2 separate regions of the Mus musculus genome follow, and region 2 is linked to region 1. The links are chromatin contacts, found by Hi-C or POLR2A ChIA-PET in ENCODE. All regions are on one chromosome and are shown on one strand. The core of a region is the stretch at or near the end of the contact, and the rest is flanking DNA. Distances in the headings are between cores, read along the strand shown.

Evidence for each region. Hi-C counts contacts between places; a loop is a spot of excess contacts on that map. ChIA-PET counts read pairs that join two places held with the same protein, here RNA polymerase II (POLR2A).
Region 2: a loop to region 1 is called in a map of T-helper 1 cell, with 6 times the contacts of the local background. The contact joins the promoter of Clcn6 here to the promoter of Miip in region 1. A Hi-C loop is called at or near these places in 1 of 37 maps with a recorded cell type or tissue (T-helper 1 cell). POLR2A ChIA-PET finds 5 or more read pairs at or near these places in 1 of 5 experiments (embryonic stem cell).

The regions. Positions count from the first base shown.
Region 1 is chr4:147,866,250-147,872,783 of GRCm38, forward strand. Miip (migration and invasion inhibitory protein) reads right to left here and starts at 2,470. Exons shown (of 10, transcript NM_001025365.2): 1 at 2,120-2,470; 2 at 1-170. The coding sequence starts at 108. Fv1 (Friend virus susceptibility 1) reads left to right here and starts at 2,730. Exons shown (of 1, transcript NM_010244.3): 1 at 2,730-4,109. The coding sequence starts at 2,730. The coding sequence ends at 4,109.
Region 2 is chr4:148,035,974-148,042,507 of GRCm38, forward strand. It overlaps Clcn6 (chloride channel, voltage-sensitive 6), which reads right to left and starts at 2,840. Exons shown (of 23, transcript NM_011929.3): 1 at 2,708-2,840; 2 at 1,941-2,000. The coding sequence starts at 2,794. Mthfr (methylenetetrahydrofolate reductase) reads left to right here and starts at 3,104. Exons shown (of 12, transcript NM_010840.3): 1 at 3,104-3,159; 2 at 5,611-5,856. The coding sequence starts at 5,624. RefSeq lists promoters at 2,554-3,192, 3,003-3,192, 3,445-5,238, 4,965-5,238.

The sequences.
Region 1 (6,534 bases), core at 1,220-3,719:
CACCACCGACCGACACATGGCTTCGTGCCCAGCCCAAAGCTGCTTCAGGAGCTCCAGGCTAAGCAGCCGAAGCCGAACGGGGTCTTTAGTCTCTGCCATATTGGGCATGCGGGCTTCTCACAGTAATGTCACTGTCTCTGGGCTGCAGAGGTGCTGACCCTAGGTTCCACCTGAAGTCAAAACAGCAATGACAAGAAAAATGAGGGAGGAACCCTGCCACACAGGCCTAGATTAAGATCATCACCCTGCAGCCTCACCCTGTTTACTTATTATCCTCTCTGCTTCCTTGCCTGCCAAGAGACGACAACTCCCACTGGGCCTTCCCTATGTAATCTAATTCCTGGGGCCTGTGAGACGTCTCAATAGATAAAGGTGCTTGCTGCCAAGCTTGACGATCTGAGTTCAATTCCCAGGGCCTACAGAGTAGAGAGAACTGACTCTCATGAATTGTCTTCTTACCTCCATACATTCATGGGTCAGGGCATGTGCTTGCCCTATACCCACACATATAAGAACTTATTTTTAATATTAATCTGACTCCTTTATCATATAGAAAAGACTAGTGCAGCATGCTAATTTAAAGCTTAATGACTTGTGCTATTGTGCAGGGCAGGGGAGTTCGACCCTGAGTGGTGACAGTTAGGGGGCTTTTAACAGCTAGCTGAGGAATTGGGAGGAGTTGGGAGGAGAGTTGATAGGAGTTAGGAAGAGTTGGGAGGAGAGTTGGGAGGAGTTAGGAAGAGTTGGGAGGAGTTGGGAGGAGAGTTGGGAGGAGTTAGGAAGAGTTAGGAGGAGTTAGGAAGAGTTGGGAGGAGTTGGGAGGAGAGTTGGGAGGAGTTAGGAAGAGTTGGGAGGAGTTCTCTTCCGGGTGTCCTTGGTGAAATTTACAAGGCAGGAGTGGGGAGTGAGTTCTTTCTGAATTTTTATCTCCGTGTCATTGGCACAGGAAGGTAGGCATCTCTGGTTGTAAAGTATAGAAACAAAAAGGCTTTTTGCTGGCTATAGAGAACAAAGAGCTTTTTTCTGGCTGCATTTTTAGAGATCAGGGAAAACAAGCTTGGGGAACGTCTAGGGGCTTTACCTTCCAGGGAGAAACGCTCTAAGTCGGGGTCTCATACTATCTGGAGCTGGCACTGAACCCAGAACTGGAAGCATTAAGCCTTTTTCTCTGCCACAAGTCTTCTCCTGGTCAATTCATTTCTTTGCTTTTCTTTCTTTCTTTCTTCCTTTCTTTAATTTGCATGTATATCCCAAGGTCACACAGCTACTAAATGTCAAAAGCAGGGTTTGAACCAAAATGTAGGTTCCTGCTTGTTGTGCAGTGGCTACTTCCCCTGACTTTCAAACTTCTCCCTGATGGTGGGAGGAGAGAATCTCTTCAGAAGGCTGCAAATTCCTAGAGCTCCCTCCACAAGGTTGATTTAAACTATGTCCAGGGGAGAGCATTCTCAGATGGAGCTGCCTGAAAGCTGCGCGGGGGTGGATCAGAACCCGTGCTCGGTGGGACTGTCAGTGATGTAGCTGCCTTTGGGTCATGACCCCAATACGTACACTCCTTGGTTCACCCAGCCACACTTGGGTGGAATCGTTTCTCTGTTCTGTTGGCTGTGCTCTGGGGCAAATAAACCTTTGTTGACACATGACTCCCTATGAAGGGTCTGCACGGAGGAAAGCATGGCCCTGACTGGGACACAAACCCCACCCCCACCCCTTCTCCGGCCAGCTTTGGTCCTCAAAAATTATACTCAGGGGCTCTCTCTCTCTCTCTCTCTCTCTCTCTCTCTCTTTCTCAAAGATTTATTTATTTGTTCGGACACACCAGAAGAAGGCGTAGGATTCCATTACTGATGGTTGTGAGCCACCATGTGGTTGCTGGGAATTGAACTCAGTGGTTAAGAGCACTGAGCCGTCTCTCCAGACACTTTCTTTTGCTTCTGGAAGAGATGTCTGCAATATAAAGAAGCACTTCCCACTTCTCTTACAACCCCAGCCCAGACTCCTCCAGCCGAATCAGACCCCCCTATCCTTCCCAGCCCTGCCACCCTACAGGCCCCTGGAGACTTGGGTTTCGGAGCAGGCTGCAGGGGGCGAGCAGAGAAGACCCCAGCATCTCACTCACGCGCACTCAGGCAGGGTGCACACCGGGGCCTAGGCGCTTGCCCCTTCTCTACCGGTCTAGCGGGACGAAGGCACGCCTCTGTGGTCCCGAGATCAGCGGCTGCCATGGATAAAAGGACGCCAACGCTCTCCGCCCGAAAGCCCAGATTCCCAGCAGCCGGGGAATCCGCCTCCAGCAGGGGCGGAACCTCCAGTGGTTGTCCTAATTGGCTAAGGCTGGGGCGGGGCCTCCGCCGCTGTCCTGCTCGGCCAATTGACAGTGCCAGGACGCCTTATATTTGTTTCTTCGCATCCGGAAGCGGCAGTTTCAATATGGAAAGGAGGGGCTAATGGGACCTCATTGCTGATTGGTTAACTGTTAATGCTAATTCTACCAATTCAAATTGAGGACAGGCTCTGGTTGGTCAGTAGTACTCGGTTACGCAATTTCCGGATGTAAAGTCTCTAATGGCAGTGGATAGGTGGGGCTAGAGACTCCGGCAACTTTGACCTTTTCACGCGGACCCCACACTAGCAACTCCCCAGAGTGCTTTTGCCAGGGACGAACTGGAATTTGGATCCGAGGCTTGTAGGACGCAGTAGCCGAGTTCTAGGGAAACAAAAGTCTGAAGATGAATTTCCCACGTGCGCTTGCTGGTTTCTCGAGCTGGCTCTTCAAACCTGAACTTGCCGAGGACTCTCCGGATAATGACTCTCCGGATAATGACACTGTTAACCCATGGCGTGAGCTGCTGCAGAAGATAAATGTGGCCGATCTCCCCGATTCATCCTTTTCGAGCGGTAAGGAACTTAATGACTCTGTGTACCATACTTTTGAACATTTCTGCAAGATTAGGGACTATGACGCAGTTGGCGAGCTGCTTCTGGCATTTCTGGATAAAGTAACAAAGGAAAGGGACCAATTCAGAGATGAAATTTCCCAGCTCCGAATGCACATAAATGATCTAAAGGCTTCTAAGTGTGTCCTGGGGGAGACTCTTCTTTCCTACCGCCACAGGATTGAAGTTGGGGAAAAACAGACTGAAGCCCTCATTGTGAGGTTAGCTGATGTGCAATCCCAGGTCATGTGTCAGCCTGCCCGGAAAGTGTCTGCAGATAAGGTGAGGGCACTGATTGGTAAAGAATGGGATCCGGTAACCTGGGATGGAGATGTGTGGGAGGACATAGATTCTGAAGGGTCTGAGGAAGCTGAGTTGCCCACTGTCTTGGCCTCTCCATCCTTGTCTGAGGAAAGTGGTTATGCCTTGTCTAAAGAACGCACCCAGCAGGACAAAGCAGATGCCCCTCAGATCCAGTCTTCAACATCCTTAGTTACTTCTGAACCTGTCACCAGACCCAAGTCTCTGTCTGACCTTACAAGTCAGAAACACCGCCATACTAATCATGAACTCAATTCACTTGCTCACTCAAATCGCCAAAAGGCAAAGGAACATGCTAGGAAATGGATTTTAAGGGTGTGGGATAATGGTGGGAGGCTCACAATACTGGATCAGATTGAATTTCTCAGTTTAGGTCCTTTGAGCCTTGATAGTGAGTTTAATGTCATAGCCCGCACTGTTGAAGATAATGGTGTGAAGAGTTTGTTTGATTGGTTGGCTGAAGCATGGGTCCAGAGATGGCCTACTACAAGAGAGCTGCAGTCGCCTGACACCCTGGAGTGGTATTCTATTGAGGATGGGATTGAAAGGCTTAGGGAACTTGGAATGATAGAGTGGCTTTGTGTAAAAGCTACTTGTCCACAGTGGAGGGGCCCGGAAGATGTACCCATCACGAGAGCTATGAGGATAACTTTTGTCCGGGAAACTAGAGAGACTTGGAAGAGCTTTGTATTTAGCCTCCTCTGTATAAAGGACATAACAGTGGGGAGCGTGGCTGCTCAGTTGCATGATCTAATAGAATTAAGTTTAAAGCCAACAGCAGCTGGCTTGACTTCTGTAGGCTCTGTGGGGGTTCTCTCTCTCTCTCCCTGGAAACATCAAAGCAACAGTTAAAGAGCTTAAAATCAGGAGGAGCCCCCCCCCCCCCCCGCAGTGGAGACAGAGGACAGAGATGATTTTTTGCTTTCTTTCAACATAGATTTTAGAGCCAGAGGTGGGTTACCTTCCTATGATACCCCTGATGCGCCACAAACCCGAGAAGACTATTGCCACTGGTTGGTTGCAAACAGGAGCTAGATTGTAAGATCCCAACGCTGACAACATCACAGTGCCTTGAACCTAGGACGCAGGGGAGTAAGGCATGGACTGTGCTCAATGAAGGCTTCCTGCTGGCTGGCATTCCTAGTGCTAGAAAGTGCTGTGCAGATTACTGGTGTCCTTGTTTCCACTCAGCTATGGACTCTAAATGTTAATGTCATCAGCACTACAGGCAGCTAGCTGTAGGGGGTTGGGTTGGTCTGGTGCTGCTTGTAGTCAAAAGCTAAATTCTGTTTCCCAAGATCCGATTGCTCCAAGGTGAGCCGATCCTCACGTACTCCAGCCTTTCTTATAAACCTTACTCCCCAGTTTGAAACTATCGGTTAAATAAAACTGGTGATAACCAATTACTGGCGGGGGGGGGGGGGGGGGGAGTTTGAGTTACCGGACTGGTCGAACTAAGTCGAACTGATAATATAAAGCAACATTTGATTGTTCACATATGCTATGAGTAGATAGATGGTCTTCAAAAACCTCGGAGGCCACAGAAAATGGCATTTAAAGGTGTTTTTATTAATTTAAGGCCTTTTTGACATTGAGACATGTCAGCTCCTGGCAGCACCCCATTCGACTTGGAAAAGGAAGGATAAGCATTGAAGAATCTCCGTTAGGAGATGGATTCTAATGTAGCAAGTTGCCACTGGGCAAAGAAAATGCCTTATTCTCTCTGCAGATAGGATGCTGTCCAAAATGGGCGAATTGAAATGCAGGCGAAGTCGACTGCCTAACTCTGCCAAGACAGGGTACACAAGTCCTTCATATGCCTTGCTTCACAAATATGCCTGTCAGGTATACTGCCAGAAGGTTGAAGATGGATGCTCCAACATTATCTAGACAATTCTGGGGAACTGTCAGACAGCTATTTGTCTTCTCTGTAGCCTTGGAAGATGCTTGCCTGTGCTTCCTGCACACTCAGGCAATATTTATCCTTCTGATGTCTCTGATGGAATTGAAGACTAGATAGTTATAGTCTCACACTTAAGCTTAAGTTGTTTTGGATTTAAGAGGTTTTTAGGTCTAAGAAAATGTTTTTAGGTTAATGCATGTTATCACAAAAAATTATTTAGATACAAAACTCTGAACTCACCAAGATAGTATAGATGATACTTATCCAAAGGTTGCCAAATACAAACAAACTGGACTTTTTAAATGTAAGTCTTACCTAATCATTTTCATAATTGTTCCTACTTTATGTTGTTTATTGCTGTAAGAGAATGACTTTTTATGTACACAAAAAGGAGGAAATGTATAGGGTTGGTCTGGTGCTGCTTGTATTCAAATGCTAAATCCTGTCTGGGTTGCTCCAAGATGAGCCGTTCGATCTTCATGTATACCAGCCTTTGTTGTATAAACCTTGCTCCCCAATTTAAAACTATTGATTAGGGGCTGGAGAGATGGCTTAGCGGTTAAGAGCACTGACTGCTCTTCTGAAGATCCTGAGTTCAAATCCCAGCAACCACATGGTGACTCACAACTATCCGTAATGAGATCTGACGCCCTCTTCTGGTTTGTCTGAAGACAGCTACAGTGTACTTATATATAACAATAAATCTTTGGGCCAAAGCAAGCAGGGGCCCGGAGCAAACAGAGGTCCAAAGTTCAAATCCCAGCAACCACATGGTGACTCACAACCATCTGTAATGGGATCTGATGCCCTCTTCTGGTGTGTCTGAAGACAGCAGCAATATATTCACATATATAAATAAATCTTTAAAAAACACACAAAAAAAAAACCTGTTGGTTAAATCTGGGCCTCTGAGCACTGGGATTAAAGGTGGGCTCTCCTAAAGTCCTGGGTTGATAATGTGTAAACAGAATTGCTCTCCTTACAAAGCCCCTTCTGTAGGGGAGACACATGCACCATGGCTGTTCTAGGTGTTATACATGCACATCTTGTGTCTTGTGTGCATGGTAAGACTATCAGTTCAGGGTGAGAAAAGACAGACGCACTTGTAGACAAGCAGAGGTGGCAGGGGGTGGAGGGGAAGGACCTGAATCTGAAGAACCAAGTGAGAACTTGGGCTTCTACCCTGAATGGGCTCTGGGGTCTTGGAGTGTGACACGTGCTGAACTCCAAGTGCACAGGTCCTAAAGGCAAGAGTGGGGGAGGAAACAGGGCAGGAGGCAATAACCCACATCGACGCAGAGTAGCTGTAATGGAGGAGGAAGAGGTCAGGGAGCGGCAGACTAGGTATTGGTATAGCATGTGATGTGTGGCCGT
Region 2 (6,534 bases), core at 1,590-4,089, 170 kb after region 1:
CAGTGTACTTACATATAATAGATAGATAGATAGATAAATAAATAAATAAATAAATAAATAAATAAATAAATAAATAAGAAAAAGAAAAAGCTGACTCGATGGCTCAGTGAGCAAAACCATAGACCCACAACCTGAGTTCCATTCCCAGAACCCAAGTAAAGATCAGAAAACTAACTCCACAGACCTCCACATGTGACCCCTTAACAATAACAACAGATTTTAGCCGGGCGTGGTGGCACAGGCCTTTAATCCCAAGCACTCGGGAGGCAGAGGCAGGCAGATTTCTGAGTTCAAGGCCAGCCTGGTCTAAAGAGTGAGTTCCAGGATAGCCAAGGCTATACAGAGAAACCCTGTCTTGAAAAACAAAAACAAACAAACAAACAAAAAAACCCAACAGATTTTATTTTTATATGCACAAGTGTTTTGCCTGCATGTATATATGTGTACCACATGCATAACTATTTCCCACAAAGGCCAGAAAGGGACACTGAATATCCTAAAATCGAATACAGATGGAATTGAACCCAGGACCCCGGGAAAAGCAATCAGTGCTTTTAACAACTGAGCCATCTTTCCAGCCCCTAACAATAAGTTTTAAAATTAAAAAAGAAAAATGTCATCCCCCTCCCCCCCATCCCAAATAAATACAAAAAGCTGCTCAGAGGGCTGGCCCTTAGATGTACGCTGAGCAGACTTCCCTGATTAGTGTCTGAATGAATTTGCTCTTATGAACATAAAACAGTTGGGGCGTGGTGGCACACACTTTTAATCCTAGCTCTTGGGAGGCAGAGGCAGGTGGATTTCTGAGTTTGAGGCCAGCCTGGTCTACAGAGTGAATTCCAGAACAGCCAGGGATACACAGAGAAACCCTGTCTCAAAAAGAAAAAATAAATAAATAAACAAAACAGCATAAAACAAACAGCTTCCCACAAACTTGTATGTGGAGATGGCTAAATGGGAAACATTAAAGATTTGAGTGTAAAATCACTAATCCATAAAAAAATTCACATGAGGGGCTGTCGAGATGGCTCAGTGGTTAAGAGCGCCGACTGCTCTTCTGAAGGTCCCTAGTTCAAATCCCAGCAACCACATGGTGGCTCACAACCATCTGTAACGAAATCTGATGCCCTCTTCTGGAGTGTCTGAAGACAGCTACAGTGTACTTACATATAATAAATAAATAAATCTAAAAAAAAAAAAAAATTCACATGAACATTCTATCAGCCTAAGGCAAGCGAGCTACAAATGGGTGTGACAGAGTTACTCAAAAGGTTGGATAGGGAAACAAAAATGTTGGATAGGGAGGCTGGAGAGATGGCTCAGCAGTTAAGAGCACTGACTGCTCTTGCAGAGGTCCTGAGTTCAACTCCCAGCAACCACATGGTGGCTTATGACCATCTGTAATAGGAATCCGTGTCCGAAGACAGCTACAGTATACTCATATACATTAATTAAATAAATAAATCTTTTTCAAAAAATAAGAGGTTGGGATAGGATTGATGGAGCAGCCTTTGTGAGTCTCCAGAAGAGCTCTTCCCATCTCAGCCTCCCAAGTCCAGTGGCAAACTAAAAGGAACCACAACATGTGGCCCCACACTCTTCAAAGTTTCATATCTGAAACTGGAAACTATAATCCAGAATAGGGCAGAAGAGAGAGAGGCAAGGTCTCCTCACAGCTCACGAGAGAGACTGTTTTGAGCACTCACAGGGAAGAGCTTCGACCCTGGGTCCCTGGAAGGTTTAATGGCAAACACGCTCTATATCCAGGCAGAACTGGAATGCATCACCACCAGACTGTGGGACCAGGTTAAGGACTTGCTAGGCAGTCATCTCCCCCATTCCCTGAGGCAGAGGGTCAAAGAGCATCTCTGGTTGGAGGCCTGAAGCACTCAGTCCTCTCACTACACCAGTTACCCAGGACAGCATCTGGAACACCTCACCTCATAGTCTTTCCTTGGAAGAATCTCATCCTCTTCTTCCTGTGTCTCCCCAAGGATGGTCTAGAAAAACAGATTCACAGAATGGAGATCTTTTAATGGGTTAAGGGTACAAGGAGGGTAGTATTATTAAAATCGAAATTAGCTAGAGCCATCTTCAAAGAGGAACAATGTTTCAAAACCATGAGCTCTACATTTCTATTGATCGGCGAATTCTTTAAATCGTAATGCTCACCTTCAGGACACCTGAAAGATGTCTGATGGCAGCTTCGTTGGAGGAGAAAATTCGTGTTTCATTTGACAATAGACTGACTACGGAATCGGGGGGAATGAATCAATTCTGAGAACACAACTCAAGTTTTCCCAGCTTGCTTTGCACGGGGAAGCTGGATCACCAGTGACCCAGAAAGAGTGAAGGGTAGAGAATAAGAACAGGCCAGAGAAACTACACCAACGGCATGGGCGTCACGTCCCGCGCAAGGGCTCATTCTACAATGCTTGCTTCGTTCAAAACTCAAAGAGAATATGGACGGCATTAATTCAAGCTGGCCGAGGCCCTCCCTCGGAGTCCAGAGAGAGGTTATAGAACAGAACTCTGGCTGGGGCACGCGGAGGTAAGCTGGATGCTTCCCGAGCCCAGGCAGCGGTCTCCGGGCCCCACCCGCTGCCACCTGCAGGCGCGGTCCGGCGCGGCCCCACCCCCGGCAACGCCTCTTGTCATCCTGTCATCCCTCCGTAGCCACCCCTTCCCCAGCCAGGCAGCCGCTCACCAGCTCCTCGGGGGTGCGGCTCTCCCGTTCACCGCAGCAGCAACACCACCGGCAGCAGCAGCACACGGACCCCCTGCACCCCGCCATCTTCCTCCTTTGCTGCCGCTCCGGACCACCTAGGCCAACCCCCCTCCCACCCAGGATCCGCGCCTCACGTGACTGGCCCCGGGAGGGTCACGTGGCCCTCTCGAGCTCTGGGTCCGGAGACAGGGAGTGGCTGCAGACGGGTGGGGCGAGGGCTCGCGTCACATGACGCAGTACTTGGCTGGCTTCCCCTGAGACCTCTGGGCGCGGCCATGTTGGGGCGGGACTTCCGGCCGTCGTCTCGTCTCGTAGATGTGGCTTCCGCCTGCCGCTCGTCCTGTTTCCCTTAGCAACCGACAGCTCCGCCCCGCCTTCTTCGCCAGCCCTAGGGAGGTGGCACCCTCGCCGCCACCGATCTGACGCAAGAGGTAACGCAAAAGGCTTGGGACGCTGCGGATAGATTCGCAGAGTCGGGAACACACCACCGCAAGCTAGACCTGTGGGCAGGCGGTTAGGTGCTGGCCGGCCCTTTGCACGTGAAGGCTCCTTAGGGCCTATGAATACTCATGGAGGCTGTCACCCCAGCCCCACTACCTGCAGGAAGGTATCTCAAAGTTAAAGGAATCCTGGATCTGGGGCAGTGATCCAGACCCTGCAGCCTTCTGGGACCCGCATCCCCGCCACGGCCTGTGACCCATTGACCAGGTGACCCGATTACCATCCCTCAGGCCATGGTGGCTGCCTGCCATAGTGTCTGTCTGTCTAGCTCTCTCGCTCGCTCTCTGGGATTTTGTTTGGTTTGGTTTGGTTTTCGCGACAGATTCTCTGTGTAGCCCTAGCTGTTCTGAAACTCTCTGTAGATCAGGCCTCGAACTCCGAGATCCATTGCCTCCTGCGAGCTGAGATTAAATATGTGCGTTGTCATGCCTGGTTGCCATAGTCTCTTAAACCCATCTCCCTGACAGCATCTGGAAAGGAAGAGTGGACCGACCATTAGTTTCAACGCCCAGGTGTCCATAGCATCCTGCAGTTCACATGCATCTATCACAACTCTTCCGGGAGTGGTGGGCTCAGTGTTTGTCAGTCTTATTTAAATGATCAGTAGGTGGCAGCGAGGCATTTTGAGATTGGTGTGGAGGTCTTGGCAGTTTTGAGCCCAGTGAGTACTGCCTGTTTTACTACTCTGCCAGGCACTGGCGATGCCACGCCTGAGACTGGTCTTTCTGGTCCAGTCACAGGCAGGGGACTGGACAGTAGAAGGGTAAACAAATTTGTCGGTTCACAGGCTCATCCTTGTGTGATTTGGGAGCTCAACTAATAATGGATAGGGGGTGGGAACTGTTAGAAATGCTTAAACCGAGCCGGGTGTGATGGCGCACGCCTTTAATCCCAACACTCAGGAGGCAGAGGCAGGCGGATTTCTGAGTTTGAGGCCAGCCTGGTCTACAAAGTGAGTTCCAAGACATCCAGGGCTCTACAGAAAAACCCTGTCTCGAAAAACCAGAAAAAAAAACAAAAATGCTTAAACCTTGGAGCGGTTTGCTGTGCCTGAGTCAGCTCCTCCGGTTTTGTTCCAGCAGTGAAAACGAGGCATTTCCCTTGGGTGGAGGAGGAAGGCCTTTGAAGGCCTTTCTCACTCTCCATGAGAACCTGGCAGTTTTAGGTCAGAACAGAAGTGGGACAGATAGATTGGGAGTAACACTGGCACTAAGTCTGGAGTCCAGGAGGGGAAAGAGCAATGGATTTCTTCCGATTCTTGAAGCTGAGACCCAAAATGGTACACTGACTTAAGAGGTGGAAGTTTCTGGAAAGAAACAAACCTGACCTGGTTTCTCTGTTGCTCCACGTCACCACACAGATAGCCACTACTGTGCTGGCCCACTGCTGTGCAGTGGTAGTGTTTGCTTCTTTTCCAGACTAGACTGCAGTATGGCCCTGTGCCCTGTTGGAAGGGCGTATGTGGTAGACTGTGGTCACTGATCCTTTTGACTTAATTGGCGTGTTTAGGGAGAGCTGCTACCAGGGCAGGCACAGATGGAACAACCTTTGTTCAGAGTTGGACATAAATCCATCCCTACCCTCGGTGACTTCAGTCCACCTGCCTCTGCAGCCCAGCCCGTGGCAAGTTCTAGCTCACAACACAACAGTCTTTTTGAAGTAGTGTGATCTCAGGAGATCTGGCTGCTTGGCCATGCTGCAGAAAGCCTATATAACACGTTCCAGGCGAAGCCAGCCACAGTGAGCTGTTCTTTCTTTGGTGGGGGAAATCTAGTGATCCTGAATGGCTAATAGCTAATCTCTAACCCCTGCCTGCCCACTCCTCCCCTCCCCCACTCATCTTCCTCCTTTGACTTGCGCCTGAGCCTTCTCCAGCCGGGAAACCTTACTCCCGCCCCTTTGCGTGGCCCCAGCTTCAGCTCGGGGCTCTTTGTCACAGCTCCGCCCAGTTGGGCACACCCTCCAGGAAAGGTTCCTTCCCCACTCACTCTGGGTCTGAGCAGATCGGGATGAACCATCAAAAAGCCAAGGTCCTCCCAGCTGGGCACTGTTATCCATCCCTGGGGATGTGGGCCTCAGAGGCTGGCTGCGTGAGGCTTTCTGTGCCACCCTCTATCAGGTAGCTGTCGCCTACGATCCGATCTGTGAGCTGAAGGACCCAAGAGCCGCTCAGTGGGAGGTGGTCATACAAAGAGGCAGACGACAGCAGGGGCGTGGGGGGGAGGGCAAAGCTCTTGGAGCCTCTGGGTAGGAGCTGCAAGACTCTCACCCGTGCTGACTGATGAAGCAGTGACTGCCACCGGAGCCGCCTGCTCAGGTGTTGGGTGTGCATGGGGTTTGGCTACCAGCCCTCTAATACCCCCGGCCCCCACCCTCTACAGCAGGAATCCAGCCATGGTGAACGAGGCCAGAGGAAGTGGCAGTCCCAACCCGCGATCTGAGGGCAGCAGCAGTGGCAGCGAGAGTTCCAAGGACAGTTCAAGATGTTCCACCCCCAGCCTGGACCCAGAGCGGCACGAGAGACTCCGGGAGAAGATGAGGCGCAGAATGGACTCTGGTGACAAGTGGTTCTCCCTGGAGTTCTTCCCCCCTCGAACTGCTGAGGGAGCTGTTAACCTCATCTCCAGGTGAGTAGGGAGGTTAATCGCGGGGGTCGGCAGGCTCAGGGGAGCGTGAGCTGCCCTTTAACCCGGCAGGAAAAGGCTCTGGGGAGGGAGGGGAGGCAGGAAGAAGCAGAGGCGAGACAGGGAGTTTAGTCTGTGACTTATAACTTCTTGTCTGTGAAAGTCCCTCTGAAGCAGCATTAGATAAGTTTGGACGAACTCTCAGTGAGCCAAAAATGTTCATTTTTCAGGCTGCATTCTTTGGCAGAGCTTGGGGCTGGCTCATGAGGAGCTTAGGAAGTCAACAAACCGCAATTCAGGGAATGTGTTGAGCTAGCTGGACACAGAGAGAGTGCTTTTCCAAATCAGGAAACACCACATGTTTTGTGATAGCACTTTCTGAATTCCAGTTCCTTTTCTTCAAGTCAGAGAGTGATTTGTAGACCACAAGACCCCTGGGCTACGTCCTGCAGCATCACAAAAATGAGAGAAAGGAAAGTCAGGCACACTGGTATCCTTAATACCAACACTCAGAGGCAGGAGGATAAATAACTGTGAGTTCAAAGCCAGCCTAAGCTACCTAGAATCCAGGCCAGCCAGCCAGGGTTATGTAACGATGCCCTATCTTTAAAAGAGGGAGGAGTGTAGCTGAATTGATGGAGTAAATAGCTTGTCAGAAATCTTAAATTTGATTCCTAGCAC